Linked DNA regions of Homo sapiens: region 1 is linked to region 2. A link is a loop called in an ENCODE intact Hi-C map of the cell type or tissue named here. Cell type or tissue: endothelial cell of umbilical vein. All regions are shown on one strand.

What was found. Hi-C counts contacts between places; a loop is a spot of excess contacts. Peaks named below come from ENCODE experiments on the same cell type or tissue, not always from the same donor. Only the 100,000 strongest peaks of a DNase experiment are listed, where the experiment ranks them.
Region 1: a loop joins it to region 2, with 2.8 times the contacts of the local background. A loop is called at or near these places in 1 of 110 quality-filtered maps.

The regions. Positions count from the first base shown.
Region 1 is chr6:90,492,055-90,494,554 of GRCh38, reverse strand. It overlaps LOC124901362 (a long non-coding RNA gene), which reads left to right. Exons shown (of 2, transcript XR_007059678.1): 2 at 1-806. Among named protein-coding and RNA genes, the nearest start is that of MAP3K7, 94 kb to the left of the region's middle. RefSeq lists an enhancer at 1-203. In endothelial cell of umbilical vein, no CTCF peak of the experiment used is centred here; a DNase peak (open chromatin) is centred at 1,044; H3K27ac peaks cover 1,733 bases.
Region 2 is chr6:90,008,097-90,010,596 of GRCh38, reverse strand. BACH2 (BACH transcriptional regulator 2) reads left to right here. Exons shown (of 9, transcript NM_021813.4): 6 at 1,741-1,995. The coding sequence starts at 1,753. Among named protein-coding and RNA genes, the nearest start is that of GJA10, 110 kb to the right of the region's middle. In endothelial cell of umbilical vein, no CTCF peak of the experiment used is centred here; DNase peaks (open chromatin) are centred at 1,296 and 1,476; H3K27ac peaks cover 1,961 bases.

The sequences.
Region 1 (2,500 bases), 480 kb before region 2:
GGTGCTTCAAAGTCAGGCAGTATTAGAGCCTGGAGCCAGGACAACATCTGGAAGAAAGCGATGCCTTAGCAGAATGCTGAAGATTGGAGAAAACTTGGCCAGGCAAATATGGGGAAACATTCCCAAGGAGGAGCAGATTGTTCCAAGGCCTGAAGAAAAAGAGCTCACCTCTTGAACTTTCTACGGCTACAGCAGAGAGTGTGAGGTGGGCAGAGGGAGAGACGAGCCAGGGGACCTGGGGAGGGACTAGGTCGTGGAGCCTTGTGTGTCCCCTGTAGGGATATGGACTAAATTGACAGCCCCAGGGAGCCTTGGTCACCATTGTCCTTCCCTGTAGCTGCTGTGATTGTGCCCCTGCGGGCCATTTCCACAGAGCAGGAAGAATGAACTTGAGAACAGATAGACTGTTCTGTCATGGTATTTCCCAAGGCATTTGGGGTAAGACTGGGGACATGTTGCATGGCCTACAAAGCTGTACCACATCTGGCCCCTGCCTCCCCTTCAGTTCCACCCCATACCCTCTTCCTCTTGCCAGGGACATGTTCTTCTCTACATCCTTCTCCTAGCTAGCTCTTGCTCAGTCTTTAGGTCTCAGCTCAAAACCATCCTTGATCCCCAATCTAATTTAAGCCCCTTGTTATACATTTTTTTTTAATTGAGATGAAATTCACATAACAGAAAATTAACCATTTTAAAGTACATAATTCAGGGTGGCATTTAGTACACTCAGATTGTTGTACAACTACCATTTCTATTTAGTTCGAGAATGTTTTCATCACACCAAAATAAAACCATATACCCATTAAGCAGTCATTCCTTATTTCCTCCTGCCCCCAACCCCTGGAAACCACCAATCTACTTTCTGTCTCTATGGCTTTACCTGTTCTAGATATTTTATTTAAAAGGAATCCTATCTTATGTAACCTTCTGTGTCTAGCTTATTTCACTTAGCATAATATTTTTGAAGTTCGTCTCTGTTTAGCCTGTATCAGTACTTCCTTCCTTCCTATGACTCAGTAACATTCATTGTAAGAATAGACCACATTTTGCTTATGCATTCATCCTTGATGGACATCTGGATTCTTTCCTCCTTTTGGCTATTGTGACTAGTGCTGCTATGAACCTTCATGTGTTGTAGATATATGTGTTTGAGTACCTGTTTCCAATTCTTCTGAGTATATACCTAAGAGTAGAATTGCTGGTCATTTAGTAACGCTATGCTTAACATTTTGAGAAACCTCCAAACTGTCTTCCACAGTGGCTATATGCCTTCCAACTTTTTTTTTTCTTTTTTTAATGATTCTATGCATCTCCCTGTTTCTGTTTCTTACCTGCCTTGCAAGCTCTGTGAAGGTCCCAGCCAAGTCTGGTTTACTCACCATTGTGTCTCCAAGGGCTAACAAAGTAGATACTCAAAAATATTTGTTAGCTGAATGAAAAATGAGTGAATGCGACAGATCAGTCTAGACAGATCTTGACTGTGAGTCTAGACAGATCACTCCAGATGCAGGGTGGTGGGTGGATTGGAGGGACGAGGTGCAACAGAGACCGATAGGGGCCACTGTGCTAATCAGGAGCCTGACTGGACTCTTCAACCAGGTGAGAGACCGACCTGCTAGCTGTTATCGCCGCAGAGCACAGCTCCCTCACACAGCACAGCACACTGCAGTAGACCTGTTTGCTTGACTTCTTCCCCCATTGAGCTGTGAGTTTTTAAGGGCAGCTATCAAATTTTCTCAACATTGCCAAAGCTTATAGTAGATTCTCAACCAATGTTTGTTGAATGAATGAATGATTAATTAATGTGAATGGAGGAACAGATACTAGCTATATGATATTGGGCAAGATACCTACCCTTTTAAGTCTTAGTTTCTTCAGTGGTGAAATTGAGACAGTGATGTTCCCTGCCTCATAGGATTCTGGTGAGGAGTAAAAGAAATGAAGGCAATAGGGCTTTTGGCACAGTGCACAGTGCTGTGCATTCTTTATGACTCTGAGGTCATAACTAGAATGAATGAGCCTAAGGTAAATAGACAAAGTTTCAATAAAAAAAAATAGAAGAACATTCTAATGTAAGCCTTATGAGAGTCAGACCACGTCCATCTTGCTCCCTTTGGTATCTCCAGTAACCTCACACAATGTCAAGACAAACTGTTCAGTGAATGTTTAGTAAATGAGCCTGATCAAAGTGGAATGGGCAGCCTATGAGTAGACAAGCTACTCATCACTGGACAGAATGTGGGCCCCTCAACCTCAGACTTCTCAGCCTCCAGAACTGTAAGACACAAATCTCTGTTCTTTATAAATTGCCCAGTCTCAGGTATTCTACCATGACAGCACAAAATGGACTAAGACATCTGCCTTGGTAAGATGTTAGACAAATTTGCACAGAGATCCCTACAATTCTGAGATGATTCTTGTTTTGTGATTCCTCTTATGAGACAGTGAACTTCTCCAAGGCAATGATTGGAACAAAGGAATACAAAAATGTCTCCAGAGA
Region 2 (2,500 bases):
AAGTGAAAGCATATGTCCATCCAAAGAATTGTATGTGAATGTTCACAGCAGCTTTATTTGTAAATAAATACTGGAAACAACCCAAATATCCACTAATAGATGAATGGATAAAAAAAAAGTTACGCTATATTTATACAATAGGATGCTAAGTAATAAAGGAACAAACTTGATATATGCAGCAACATGGATGAATGGTGAAATAATTATGCTGAATAGAAGAAGCCAGATATAAAAGAATATGTAGTTTATGATTCCATTTATATGAAACTCTAGAAAATGCAAGCTAATATAGAATGTCAGAAAGCTGATCAGTCGTTGTAGCGGTGGGGTACAGAGAGGTACAAGGGAAAAATTATTACAAGGGCCTTAAGGAGACTTTTGGTGATGATGGATTTGTTTACTATCTTTATTGTGATGATGGTTTCACAGTTACATACACAATCAAAACATCAAATTGCTCACTATAAATATGTACAGTTTATTGTATGTTAAAGCTGTTTTAAAAAAATAAGAAAGCCAAAAAGAAAGTAGGACTCGCTACTGGAATTCTTACTACTCTAGCAAACATTACAGAAAAACTATGTAACTATATAAATTAATTACAGATACTGTATTTTAAAATACCTCAGCGGGGCCAGGCACAGTGGCTCACGCCTGTAATCCCAGCACTTTGGGAGGCCGAGGCGGGTGGATCACCTGAGGTCAGGAGTTCAAAACCAGCCTGGCCAAGATGGTGAAATCCCGTCTGTACTAAAAATACAAAAATTAGTTAGGCACGGTGGCACATGCCTGTAATCCCAGCTACTTGGGAAGCGGAGGCAGGAGAATCACTTGAACCCAGGAGGTGGAGGTTGCAGTGAGCTGAGAATCGCACCATTGCACTTCAGCCTGGGCGACAAGAACAAAACTCCCTCTCAAAAAAAAGAAAAAGAAATATTTCAATGGATATTTTTTAAAGCAAAGAACCTTTTGTAAAAGTAATCTTGACTGTTGAATGCATCTTTTTTCATGACTGCTATTGTGATATATTGTGTTTCCTTAAAGGGGATGTACATCAATTCAGCTGGGATAACGACAGCACAATTCCACATCTTTCTAAGAGCTGAGCAACTATTGCATTATGGCAATTGTGCTTTGCCTTGAAGTGGCAGAGGGCAGATGCAATAGCTGACTCTACTGAGTCTTCAGTGTGCAGACAGTTTGGTTCACTTGTTAAATATGTATTGTGATTTGATGTTTACTCTACTTGGCATCTCAGCCAAATTTCACCTTAGGAACTTACATATACTTCATCAAGACAACATTACAAATACTTCAAAATGATTCATTTCCTCTTCACACAAATCTAAGTTAGTCCTTGCATAGAGGCTATTTACATGTGAAATTTCTTTTTCAGCCTACTAACAAAATCAGAACCACCAAGTTTTAAAATACCAATGTGTTTTAAATGTTTTAAATGTTCTATTAAAAGATCTGGCTTTGTTACCATGGGGTAAAAGAATGCGGTAAGTAGGAAGCATAAAAGTCAGCTGTGGAACTTGACTTTACAGATATGTTTCCTGAGCTCATTGTACAGAGTAAGCACAAATATGCTGATTGGTAATTCCCCTCCTTCCTGCCATGCTCATGGCAGTGGGACACAGGAACCATGATGTTCTTTCTCACCTCCTCTCTCTGATCCTACAGCTGTGGTGACTCAGCCTTTCTTTCTTTCTTTCTTTGTTTCTTTCTTTCTTTCAGGGTGTGAACGGCATGTCTGTGGATGAGAAGCCTGACTCCCCCATGTATGTGTATGAGTCCACAGTCCACTGCACCAACATCCTCCTGGGCCTCAATGACCAGCGGAAAAAGGATATTCTCTGTGACGTGACTTTGATCGTGGAGAGGAAGGAGTTCCGGGCCCACCGGGCTGTGCTGGCCGCATGCAGTGAATATTTTTGGCAGGCGCTGGTTGGACAGACAAAAAATGATTTGGTGGTCAGCTTGCCTGAGGAGGTACAGTAATTTGGTTTGTGTGATTGTTAATGAATGTTTATTGACTTACAGAAAACTGGCTGACTAGGAGCTAGAAGATGTACTAGGTGCCATGTCCCCACTCAGGAGTTGATGTCCAAGTCACATGTTAGGTCTGTGGCATAGTCAGTTTCTATTTGATACACTTAAAGTCTCAGAGGCACAGAATGTGAATATCTTTCTTGAAGGGAACTGAACCTCACCTGTGGCTCAGTCACTTGTAGTTTCTAGTTCACTTACCCTTCAGGTTTTGAGTGGTTCAGCCTAAGTTTGGCACAGTCCTAGATGTGGGATCTGAATCATTGCTATGATTTCTGTCTTTCAGATGGTGTAAGGATCACTAGATTTCCCTTGAGAGTAAAAGATCGAAAGCATTCACAGCACCTTCTTTGCTTGGGGGAAAAATAAAAGCAACTAGTAATTTTCACCATTAATTCAGTAAGATTCTAAGAAGTGTAAACTTGCTTTTCTCACCGTTGTTGAAAAC